Linked DNA regions of Homo sapiens: all the other regions are linked to region 2. A link is a contact called in ENCODE Hi-C or POLR2A ChIA-PET data. All regions are on one chromosome and are shown on one strand. Each heading gives the region's core, a stretch centred on a gene start or an enhancer-like site at or near the end of the contact. The rest is flanking DNA. Distances are from core to core; before and after follow the strand shown. Region 1 has its middle 3.9 kb from the start of MIR21. Region 2 overlaps CLTC (clathrin heavy chain). Region 3 overlaps LINC01476 (long intergenic non-protein coding RNA 1476).

What was found. Hi-C counts contacts between places; a loop is a spot of excess contacts on that map. ChIA-PET counts read pairs that join two places held with the same protein, here RNA polymerase II (POLR2A). Pooled maps may share reads with other maps.
Region 1: a map of heart right ventricle shows a loop between it and region 2 (2.5-fold over the local background). The contact joins two enhancer-like sites. A Hi-C loop is called at or near these places in 1 of 168 maps with a recorded cell type or tissue (heart right ventricle), 2 of 37 single-sample maps with no recorded cell type and 3 of 50 pooled maps. POLR2A ChIA-PET finds 5 or more read pairs at or near these places in 6 of 52 experiments (AG04450, B cell, CD4-positive, alpha-beta T cell and 3 more).
Region 3: a pooled map shows a loop between it and region 2 (5-fold over the local background). The contact joins two enhancer-like sites. A Hi-C loop is called at or near these places in 6 of 50 pooled maps. POLR2A ChIA-PET finds 5 or more read pairs at or near these places in 2 of 52 experiments (HepG2 and activated naive CD8-positive, alpha-beta T cell).

The regions. Positions count from the first base shown.
Region 1 is chr17:59,843,233-59,847,179 of GRCh38, forward strand. No RefSeq gene overlaps it. Among named protein-coding and RNA genes, the nearest start is that of MIR21, 3.9 kb to the left of the region's middle. RefSeq lists an enhancer at 3,307-3,947. Within about 2 kb of position 2,504, at least 36 of the 41 ENCODE cell types and tissues checked have a DNase peak (open chromatin) inside an H3K27ac peak, as active enhancers do; they include B cell and OCI-LY7, where a contact is called at or near this core.
Region 2 is chr17:59,639,802-59,643,956 of GRCh38, forward strand. All of the region lies in intron 1 of CLTC (clathrin heavy chain), which reads left to right. Among named protein-coding and RNA genes, the nearest start is that of CLTC, 22 kb to the left of the region's middle. RefSeq lists a silencer at 2,461-2,540. Within about 2 kb of position 2,435, at least 6 of the 41 ENCODE cell types and tissues checked have a DNase peak (open chromatin) inside an H3K27ac peak, as active enhancers do; they include B cell and OCI-LY7, where a contact is called at or near this core.
Region 3 is chr17:59,433,968-59,437,840 of GRCh38, forward strand. All of the region lies in intron 2 of LINC01476 (long intergenic non-protein coding RNA 1476), which reads right to left. Among named protein-coding and RNA genes, the nearest start is that of MIR4729, 70 kb to the left of the region's middle. Within about 2 kb of position 1,449, at least 3 of the 41 ENCODE cell types and tissues checked have a DNase peak (open chromatin) inside an H3K27ac peak, as active enhancers do.

The DNA.
Region 1 (3,947 bases), core at 1,254-3,753, 200 kb after region 2:
GCCCCCAGTGTGCTCTGTGCTATCCACAGCCTTAGTAGAACATGAGGCTTTTTGTCATTTCACCAGTCATTCAATAATGACTCATTTGAGTATGGATCATGCACTAGCTAAATAACCAGTTGCGCTCATGTACCCTGAAGCAAATTGTTTAGCCTGACCCATGTGTAAGAAGATCACAGAGATTCCCAACCTTTCAGTGTCAAAAAGCCTTTCCATATATATTACTTTAAAACCCATTTTCCCCCATGTGTAATAGTCTATGTTAATGACGGTTCGGGTTTCTTCTACATTGTTTGTGACCTGAGAAAGTTTAAAAGAGCCTCAGTTTCTTTCATCTATAAAAATAAAAGAGATAGAAGGACAGTTTACCTAAGGAATAAATCTGGTAACATGTAAAGTACTGAAATAGGCTGGGTGCAGTGGCTCATGCTTATAATCCTAATACTTTGGGAGGCCAAGGCAGGAGGATCCCTTTTAGGCCAAGAGTTCAATAAATAGGGCCGGGCATGGTGGCTCACGCCTGTAATCCCAGCACTTTGGGAGGCCAAGGTGGGCAGATCACCTGAGTTCGAGACCAGCCTAACCAACATGGCGAAATCACATCTCTACTAAAAATACAAAAATGTAGCAGGCACGGTGGCACATGCCTGTAATCCCAGCTACTCGGGAGGCTGAGGCAGGAATCGCTTGAACCCAGGAGGCAGAGGTTGCAGTGAGCCGAGATCTTGCCATTGCACTCCAGCCTGGGCAACAAGAGTGAAACTCCGTCTCAAAACAAACAAACAAAAAAGAGTTCAGTAAAAGTACAGCAATAAAAGTTATCCACCTCCACCACCCCAGCTTTTTTTTTTTTTTTTTTTTTTTTTTGAGAGTGAGGTTTTACTGTGTCACCCAGGCTGGAGTGTGGTGGCACAGTCATGGCTCTTTACAGCCTTGACCTCCCAGGCTCAAGAAATTCTCCTACCTCAGCCTCCCTGGCAAGGACCAGCATGAACCACCATACCTGGGTAATTTTTTAATTTTTTGTAAAGACAGGGTCTCAATATTTTGCCCAGGCCAGTCTTGAATTCCCAGGCTCGAGCGATCCTGCCGTGGCCTCCCAAAGTGCTGGGATGACAGGTGTGAGCCACCATGCTGGGCATTCCCAATGAAAGACTGAGGCCAGGCACAGTGGCTCACGCCTGTCATCCCAGCCTTTTGGGAGGCCAAGACAGGATCACTTGAGGTCAGGAGTTCAAGACCAGCCTGGCCAGCATGGTGAAACCCTATCTCTACTAAAAATACAAAAATTAGCCAGGCGTGGTGGCGTATGCCTGTAATCTCAGCTACTCGGGAAACAGGCAGGAGAGTCACTTGAACCCGGAAGGCAGACGTTGCAGTGACCTGAGATCGTGCCACTGCACTCCAGCCTGGGCAACAGAGCAAGACACCATCTCGCAAAAAAAAAAAAAAAAAAAAAAAAAAAGTGAGCATCTGATACACATGCAAGAATTTCACAACATTGCATTCACTCCTCCAGAAACAAAGATATATTTTAAAATGCTTTCTTAGCATATGTGCTCTGGTTTTCTAGCAGATACTCTGTCAAACTTTTGATAAGTGAAAAATTTACCGAAGAATTTAAAACCAAAAACAGTTTTTTAACTTTCCCACCTGAAAATATTGACCATTTTCTAATTTATTTTCATTATAAAGAATATTGGTTATCATGGTTGCTCATGCCTGTAATTCTAGCACTTTGGTAGGCCAAGGCAGGCAAATCACTCCTGAGCCCAGGAGTTCGAGACCAGCCTGGACAACATAATGAGACCTCCCTACAAAATATTTAAAAGTTAGCCAAGTGTGACAGTATGTGCCTATAGTCCCAGGCTGAGGTGGATCACCTCATTAGTGAGCCGTGATTGTGTCACTGCACTCCAGCCTGAGTGACACAGACCCTGCCTCAAAAAATATATATATAAATACTAAAACATCTGGAAGGAAAGAGGAGAAAAGGGAGTATCAGCTTTTAATACTTGTTACAAGGTCAGTCTAGAAAATACAGTGAGATTTGCTGGGTAAATAGGTTTTGAACCATGAAAAAATTGATGGCATGCAAGATCTTCCTCAATAGACCTAAGAGTCTCATTTCTATTAAAAAATACAAACAACTGCTTCATTTTATTCATAAATAATTTTTTGAGGTGCTACAAAAAATTAAAACTAAGCAGGAGTTTAAAGTTTTTGAAAAGCCAAGTAACATTTTATCTCTAACATTTATTGAATCCTCTCCAGTATTTACACAACGTAAATGAGATACTACACACAAAACCCTTGTGTCTGAAGGTAAATTTATTTATTCTCAAAGACAACAAGAAGAGAAAGCACATCATGTATTTTAAACTTTAGAAGCAACTGAGTCATTAGTGTCTGGTGGACAGGAGCTAGGGATCCTATCCCTTCCCAACAAGGCCAAGAGTTCACCTGAGGTAATGCATTTGCCTTGGGGGCGAGGCCTTGAATTGCAGCAAATAACCTGTGTGTATTTGCATATTTAACCAGTACTCTTAAGAAGGATTATACAAAAACCTGTTCCAGACAGCTGCTTACTCATTGCCTTTAAAATTGCGTGGTGCTGGGATTGGCAGGTGCCAACTGTTTGCTCATTCTCTTTGACCCACTAGCCTTGCAGTTTGCTGTGTGGGTGTTGATACTCCTAAATTAAAGCAGGGAAGGGGTGGTTTTAGATGGCTTTTAACACCTGCTCTCCACCCAAGCACCCTGGATTCATTTGATATCTGGATTCTAATTCTGTAGTCAGGAGACTGGCCCAAACTGTGGCCCAGAGAGAAGTGAGTCAGTTGCAAGTGGCTAGCTGACTCTATGGGAACAGAAATAAAATGCAGCTTAGAGAGTTTGTCAGCCAAATCCACAAATGTGTGGCTTTTTGAAACATTGGACATCTGTTCCTCTTAATTTAAAATAAACTTTTTTTTTTTTTTTTTTTAAGCACAAAGTTGCTTGGCTCCTTGTTTCTTTGTGTCAGCAGCAGTTGCTGCTCTAATTTAGGAACCCTAGGATCTGATTTAGGACATTTGGAATCTTTAAGGCACATTCGATCTAGAAAGTGGAACTGAATTGCTTTGGGAAGGCAAGAGGATGATTTTACAGTATAGGGTTTGTGTGGAAATCCCCTTCAGCAGTAATCAACCCAGGTGTCCAACCTGTTTGTTAACCATTTCCAAATGACTCAGAGGACCTAGAGGGAGGGCTTGAACACACTCCAGCACTGTTTCTACAATTTAGCCTTTATTTGCATTGGAAACCACATTCCTGAATTCTTGAGGGGGCAGGCTCTGGCTTATTCTGGGCAACTGACTTCAAGTGGGACCCCTGAGCTACCTATGTAAGCAAAGAGTCAGCCATCTCTGGAGAGTTACCAGGGAGGAGGATCTTTCTGTGAACTTGCTTTGATGACCTCCACCCAAAGCCCTTTGAGGAACAGTTTTGTTTATTCAAGGAGCCCTTGGCAGGTCACTCCTCCCCTACCACAAATCTAATCCAAATGCGACATTTTCCTTTGAGGCCATCTATCCCTTTTGGGGGACAAAACACATCAGCTTTTCCCTTCAGACCACTTTTGACTGAAGCAGTGATCAACATTGCTTAATTGTGTTCCAGTCTGTTTCCAGCGGGGAAAAAATGCTTTAGGGGAGTGAGGCAGTTAGGGATTTGAAAACAGGGATGGTGCCGCCTGAAGGTGGGGAATGACTTAGATCACTGTCTTCCTTTGGCTCCTCACCATGTTGTGTGGAGGAAACGAAAAGCAGCTCAAGTTCACTCCTCTTGGCAGTAGTGCAGAAGCCTGGCTTGCCACGGCCCTGGAGAACCATGTTTTTCCCAACTTTTTTTTTTTTCTTTTGAGACGGAGTTTCACTCTTGTTGCCGAGGCTGGAGTGCAGTGGCGC
Region 2 (4,155 bases), core at 1,185-3,684:
TTAAAAAAAAAAAAAAATTAGCCAGGCATGGTGGCGCCTGTAGTCTCAGGTACTGAGGAGGCTGAGGTAGGAAGATCACTTGAGCCTGGGAGGTCGAGGCTGCAGTGGTACCACTGCACTCCAGCCTGGGCAACAGGGCAAGACCCTGTCTCAATAAATAAAGAATAAAAATACAATTCAGTTTCTGTGGTATAGCTTATATGCCATCACACCTTTATAACTGACTGAGAATACTTTATGGTTACTATGTGCTGTTTTGAAAATAAAACCTGTTTAAAAATATGTTGCATTTTAAAAGTTTTAATCTATATTGATATTACTAGACATAGTTATATAGTTTGGCCACCCTGTTACATGCTCCTACTGTAAGGGTATACCTAAACCAGACTTGCAGTTAATAAGAGTGACTTGTCCTATTATTGTGTGCTTTGGCATATTTCTCTTTTGAGTATATAACAGGAAAATATGGGAAGAATTGCTGAGTGTTCTAGACATTCTCACTCAAAAGGAACATCAGTAAGGAAAACAATCTTACCTACCTTATTTGAAGAGGTGGAAGCAAATTTAACCTTCTCTTAGCCAATACGGTCACTTGAAGTTCTTTTTTTTTTTTTTGCCAAAGTCTTGCTCTGTCACTCAGGCTGGAGTGCAGTAGGGCGGTCTTGGCTCACTGCAACCTCCGCCTCCCGGGTACAAGCGATTCTCCTGCCTCAGCCTCTGGAGTAGCTGGGACTACAGGCGTGTGCCACCATGGGCCCGGCTAATATTTTGTATTTTTAGTAGAAACGGGGTTTCACTGTGTTAGCCAGGATGATCTCGATCTCCTGACCTCGTGATCCACGCCCCCTTGGCCTCCCAAAGTGCTGGGATTACAGGCATGAGCCACCACGCCCAGCCGAAGTTCCTGTCTTTTTTTCCTCACAATTAGGAAGGCTATATAGGAAGGAGCAGGGTCCTGTTCAGTTGTGTAAATGACCACCACTTAAGTGTGCTTTTTTAATATGTTTAAACATGTGCCATTATTAAGAATTTGACACGGCTGGACGCCGTGGCTCATGCCTGTATTCCCAGCACTTTGGGAGGCCAAGGCGGACGGAACATGAGGTCAAGAGATCGAGACCATTCTGGCCAACGTGGTCAAACCCCATCTGTACTAAAAATACAAAAATTAGCTGGACGTGGTGGTGCACGCCTGTAGTCCCAGCTACTTGGGAGGCTGAGGCAGGAGAATTGCTTGAACTGGGGAGGTAGAGGTTGCAGTAAGCCGAGATCATGCCACTGCATTCCAGCCTGGTGACAGAGCGAGACTCGGTTTCAAAAAAAAAAACAAAAAACTTGCAACTTCAGAATTATGTTCATGTTTGCTGGTGTTTTAACTCAAACTGGGACATAAATCCTAGGGAAGTAACCCATATCACTGTTGTTCTAATAACTGCATTCGTAGTAGAATAACACTACATTCACTAGTAGAGGCTGAGGGAGAGAGGAAAAGAAGGAATTACAGGTTACAGGCTACTTTTCTGTTCTTGTCTAGACTGAGGCTGACTGACTTGTCTAGACTGAGGCTGAGGCAGGTGGACCATGAGGTCAGGAGATCGAGACCATCCTGGCCAACATGGTGAAACTCCATTTCTACTAAAATACAAAAAATTAGCCGGGCATGTTGGCGCACTCCTGTAGTCCCAGCTACTCGGGAGGCTGAGGCAGGAGAATCACTTGAACCTAGGAGGCAGAGGTTGTAGTGAGCTGAGATCGAGCCACTGTACTCCAGCCTGGCTGGCGACAGAGCAAGACTCCATCTCAAAAAAAAAAAAAAAAAAAAAAAAGAGTTTGTCACTTGCCTCCTGTTTAATTTTGCATTTTTTAAATAAAGTATATCTATTCCACATGGACTATTTTGATTAGTACCAATACATTCCTGAAGGAGATCAAAGATATATATGCATAGCTCTCTTGGTAGCATATGTTTAATGAGAAAGTAATATAAGGATTACATAGATTAGGGTTGCAGGCAGTTCTGTCACTTTAAAGCCAGATCTTTTATTTACCTTATTTTTTAAAGTTTTTGCAGAGATGGGGTCTCATTATGTTGCCCAGGCTGGTATCAAACTCCTGGGCTCAAGTGATCCTCTCATCTCAGCCTCCCAAAGTGCTGGGATTATAGGTGTGAACCAAGGTGCCAGGCCAAATCTTTGTTGTTTTTTTTTTTTTTTTTTTTTTTTACAAGTAAAATACCCTGAGGCTGAAGGTCATTGCTAACTGATGCAGCGTGTTTTTCTTACTGCTTTTTTTCTGGGGATCTAACAAGGAATTGGAAACACAGGTTTTTGACTTTCCTTTTTCCTCCTCATTGTTTTCTGATAGTGTTTTCTTAAAGTCATCTTCCACCTGCCTCTGAAGTTGAGAAGTAGGAAGGAATCTGTTAGAATCACTTGGGGTTCAGTTAGTAGTGTCTGTGGTTTGCTTCCTTTTGTGGTTTTGAATTTAATTTCACTATTTGACTAACACTATTTTTACTCCGACTTCCTCAAACACTGTGGGACTTAAGCTGTGACAGGTGAAACTCAGTGCCTTAGATGAAGGCTTGGTAGAGACTTAGAAACATAGAATTCTTACAGGGTAGCTTAGGATTCTTACAGCATAACTTACTGCTTTTAGGTATATAGCTCTATGAACTTTATGAGCCCACTGGAATGTTTTCTCCAATTATCGGAAAGGATAATTATCAATTAAACTTAAGGAGTCTAAGGACCCTCTACTCAGAAAAATAGATGTGAGATCCTGTCTCAAAAGAAAAGTTAAAGTCAGGAAGAAGTTAAAATTAATGGTTTATAAGGCTTTACTATAACTAAATACATTATAAGTTACATACTTTAAAGCTAGTGTATTTGCCTTGCATTACAGCATATACTTGAGCTTGTAAAGCAGGTTAATCTACTTTATTACGATGTTTGTATTAATGGTTAGAGAGTTGTTTGACTTCTTGCCCCTATATTCAGTGACTGAGTTACTGTAACTACACTTTATAACTGAGTTATAACATTAATAACTTAATACCAGTAGTAATTGAGATAGAAGAGTGAAGAGAAAGTAAAATGTAGCCTTGTAGTCTTATGTTATATCTTATTCAGAGCCTGGCCTGGTTATGTTTAAGCACTATTAGCAGAAGAGTTTCAGAAGAGAATTTAAATAAAATACAGTTAACTTGGCTGGTTTAGTCCATAAGATAATAGTGACAGTGGTGGTGTTTGTGGAGGAAAACTGTATTGCTAGAGGACAAGGGTGACAGAAAGACTTGATTTTTTTTTTTCCATGCTTTTTCTTTTCTGGGGTGTGTGTGTGTGTGTGTGTGTGTGTGTGTGTGTGTATTTTGTACCATGCGAATTTATTATATTACCTTTGGAGGAAAGGGGGATAAAACTAGTCTGGCCAAGGCTAATAAAATAAAGCCTCCATGTAGCTTCTTTTAGTAGGACTTAATCTGTTACAACATAGTTAGTCACCCAGAGTATTAATAACCCACTATGGTAGAGATTTCTTCCTAGTAACAAGTGACTTTTGTTCTTACATACTTAATTGGTTTGCAAAGACCTACCATCTTTAGATCCACTATATTTGTTTAGCAGATACTTTAGTATTTTCTGAGTACACAAAGCAAATCTAATTCCATTATTTTCCTTGTTAAAATCCTTAAGTAGCTCCCTTCGCCTGTAGAATAAACTCAGGATTCTTACTGAGGTATGTTTAGCTTGTTGGTCTGGCCCTTGCTCATTTCTCTAACCTTAATTGTGTACTCCCTCAATCCTATAGTGTTACAAAAGTACTTGTAGTTCCCTTAGCCAACCACACTTTTACGTCTCTGTGCTTTACCACATGCTCTTTCTGTTGAGAATTCTCTCGCCTGCCTCCTTTGAACACATTGCTTTAGCTGTGTAGCCTTTGACAAGATCCCTCTTACATATCTTTGTTTTGGCACTTTTTGCACAGAATTAGAACTTGTTTGCTCTTGCTATTCAAGTTCCTTTATTTAGATCAAGAATTCTGTGACATTTTAGATCTTTTTATGCTTGTAACTTAATTTTTCAGCTTCTTGAAGCGTGAACAAATAACTGCTACATGTTAAGGGGGGTGAGAGAGGACTGGTCCAATAGTTCC
Region 3 (3,873 bases), core at 199-2,698, 210 kb before region 2:
TTCTGTTGCCCAGACTGGAGTGCAGTGACCTTGGCTCACTGCAACCTCTGCCTCCCAGGTTCAAGCAATAATTTTCTGTATTTTTAGTAGACACGGGTTTTTGCTATGTTGGCCAGGCTAGTCTCAAACTCCTGACCTCAAGTGATCCACCTGCCTCAGCCTCCCAAAGTGCTGGGATTACAGGCGTGAGCCACTGCGCCGGGCCAGCAATGTCTTCTTCAAATGTCACACAATGTTACAGTTCTTTTTCATTTGCCCATTCTTTCAACGTTGAGCACCTCATATGTTCGAGACACTGAGTTTGTCAGCCTTTTGACATCTTTCCATCCCTCAAGGAGCTCACAGTTCAGGGGGGACATAGACAGGGGAATACAATGGAAATATACTGAGAAGTGCTGTGCCAGAGGTAAGCACAGTGTGCAAATGAAGACAGAGAAAGACAACCCAACTCAAAGGGCAGCAAAAGAGGGCAGTGGCGTAAAGTCTTTCCAGAAGAGACAATGCCTGCCAGGTGTTACAAGGAGGGACAAGCTTCCAGATCAAGGAGACAGCAACTGTAAAAAAAAAAAAAAAAAAAAAAGAAAAGAAAAGAATTCAATATGGCTGAACACAGAGTACAAGCAGGGGAAGAGTGAGAGATGAGCTGGGTGGGCAGGGACCTCATCAGACCCCAGAAGCCCTTCTAAGGATTCGGAGCTTGAGCCTAAAAGCAATGAGGAGATGCTGAATGATTATGTTAGAGCACTTCAAAGGAAGTCGTTTGCTTCTCATATTTTTCTTATTTCCCATTCTCTCTCTCTCTTTTCCTTCCTTCCTTTCTTTTTCTTTTTTTCTCTCTCTCCCCCTTTCTTTTTCTTTCTTCCTTTCTTTCTGAAATTGCAGCTGATCCTTCCTCCCCTCCCTCCCTCCCTCTCTCTCTCTCCCTCTCTCTCTCTCTCTTTCTTTCTGAAATTGCAGCTGATCTGGTCTATACCCAAAGAGAATAAGTGCAAGGGATTTATTTACAGTATGTCCATGGTTGGGTGGAGAAAAAGATGGAGTTGATCCCTGAAACCTGACTTTTGATGGCAGTAAGTAGCAAAATGAGAGGATCCCAGGAATAATTCCTATCTCCCACAGACTTTTCTTCCATCTAAATCTGGAGATGCCTGTGTTCGATTTTCATGAGGAGGCTGTTACCTCCAAGGTGTGGACAGGAACCTTTTTTTTCTTGCCAAATGAGCAAAGAAAGGAATCTTAATTACAGAGAGGTCTACACTCTTGCTACTTGAAACTGGGTCCCTGGACCAATAGAATCAGCATCCCCTGGGAACTGGTTGTACAGACAGAAATCTGAAGCTCCACCCCAAACATACTGAATCCAAATCTGCATTTTAAACAAGATGCCTGGGTGATTCCCATGCACATTCAAGTCTGAAAAGTCCTGATCTACAAGATAGGAAAACTGCCTAGTTGGTAAAACTTAGGGTACTGTGTTGCAATCTGTGTTTTGTTTTGCGTGACTGATTTATGAGTAATCAGTTTGTCAGCCTCTATGATTACTAATTTATGTCCAAAAGCAAACTCAATCAGGGGCTAAACCCTTTCTACTCTACTGAACATTTCTAAGAAATCTCCACAGAGCCCACGATGTTGTGATCCATTTAAATACAGGACTTGCTCTCTGGCTGATGAGTAAAAGATTCGTTCTTTTTTTTTTTTCCTATTGTGGCAAAATGTGCATAACATACATTTACCATTTTAACCATTTTTAAGCGTGCAGTTCAGTGGCATTAAAGACATTCACACTGTTGTGCATTCATCACTACATCACCTCTAGTGTTTTCATCTTCCCAAACGGAAACTCTGTACCCGTTAAACAATAACTCCCCATCACCCCCTACCTCCAGACCCTGGCAACAACCATTCGACTTTTTTTTTTTTTTTTTTTTTGAGACGGAGTCTCACTCTGTCACCCAAGCTGGAGTGCAGTGGCGCGATCTTGGCTTGCTGCAAGCTCCTCCTCCCGGGTTCACGCCATTCTCCTGCCTCAGCCTCCCAAGTAGCTGGGACTATAGGTGTGCGCCACCACGCCCAGCTAATTTTTTTGTATTTTTAGTAGAGATGGGGTTTCACCATGTTAGCCAGGATGGTCTCCATCTCCTGACCTCATGATCTGCCCACCTCAGCCTCCCAAAGTGCTGGGGTTACAGGTGTGAGCCACCGCGCCTGGCCCACCATTCTATTTTTTGTCTCTATGAACTTGACTACTCTAGGTAGCGCATTGAAGTGGAATCATACTGTACTTGCTTTTCTGTGACTGTCTTATTTCACTTAGCATAAGGTTGTCAAGTTTCATCCATGTTGTAGCATATGTTGACATTTCCTTCCTTTTGAAGTTGAATATTTTGCTGTATGTATCTACCATATTTTGTTTACCATTCATCCATCAATGGACACTTGATTGGCTCCCAACTTTTGGCTATTGTGAATAATGCTGCTACAAACATGAGTGTAGAAAGCTTCATTTATGCCAGCATGCAGGTCCCCTCTTCTAGCTTACCAACATTATTTTCTAGAGAGATGCCACAACAAACATAAATTCACAGTTAAGGGATGCTCTCAATGGATTTTCTCTGTCTGTCTGTCTGTCTATCTGTCTCTCTCTCTCTCTCTCTATATATATATATGTATATATATTTTTTTAAGCAGAGACAGGGTTTCACCATGTTGCCTAAGCTGGTCTCAAAGTCCTGAGCTCAAGCGATCCACCCACCTCAGCCTCCCAAAGTGCTGGGATTATGGGCATGAGCCTCAATGGATTTTCTTTAATATATCAAGTCTCTAGTTGACTCCTTACGAAGAAAAGAGAATTTGCTGTTGTTGGGAGCAAAATGTCTGTTGCAGTTAGTCTCTGTCCGGGAGTCGTGCCCTCCTGAATATAAACTCAGGGCCAGAGCCAAGACTTTAATTTGTGAAGCACAAGTATTGATTTGGTGACACCATTGTCTTCCCCTGATGCTGTTCCTATCAACCCAAATTATCTGTGTGAACATAGGAGCCATTTTTTCCGGGTGTGCTGGGCAGCTGGTGACAAGCTGCTTGCCGATAGGCCCTGACAGAGATGAACACTTGGCTGCTGTTGGGCAGTCAACACTGTCCTTGCCAGGGCGTTGCTGGGCAAAGGAATCTGCAGCCCTGAAGCCGATGAGCATACACCACCCCAACAGACCCAGTGCTCCATGCTGATTTCAGCAACCCACAGCAAGGCTCAGACAAGGGAAGAGGCTCTCAGCTTATGGGTGAACTATTCCTTTTGTTTTGTTTTGAGACAGGGGCTTGCTCTGTCACCCAGGTAGCATGATCTTGGCTCACCGCATTACTGCAGCCTCAGTCTTCCGGGCTCAAGCGATTCTCCTGCCTCAGCCTACTGAGTAATTAGGACCACAGCCGTGTGTCAACATGACCGGCTAATTAACAAAACTGTAGAGACAGGGTCCCCCTGTGTTGCCCAGGTTGGTGTTGAACTGGGCTCATGCAATCCTCTCGCCTCAGCCTCCAAAGGTGCTGGGATTACAGGCATGAGCCACCGTGCCCAGCCTGGGAGAACTCTTCTAAAGAACTATGTAAAGGGTATTATGTCCCCCCAAATGATCTGGAGTCTCATTTCCTGGTGTTACTTCAGGAAGCTGTGGGGTCAGCTCCCTTTGTGTGCTTTCCCTCAGGGGCCCAGTGGGCTGCTCTGACACTGTTCACTTCATCCCACTATTTCACCTCTGGGACAACTCTTTTGGTTGCCACATATGTGCAAGGATGAGAAGGATACAATCACACCACCTCATTTGGAAAATACACGCTGAGACTCTTGATTTCATCTTCTGTGGAATGACTTTT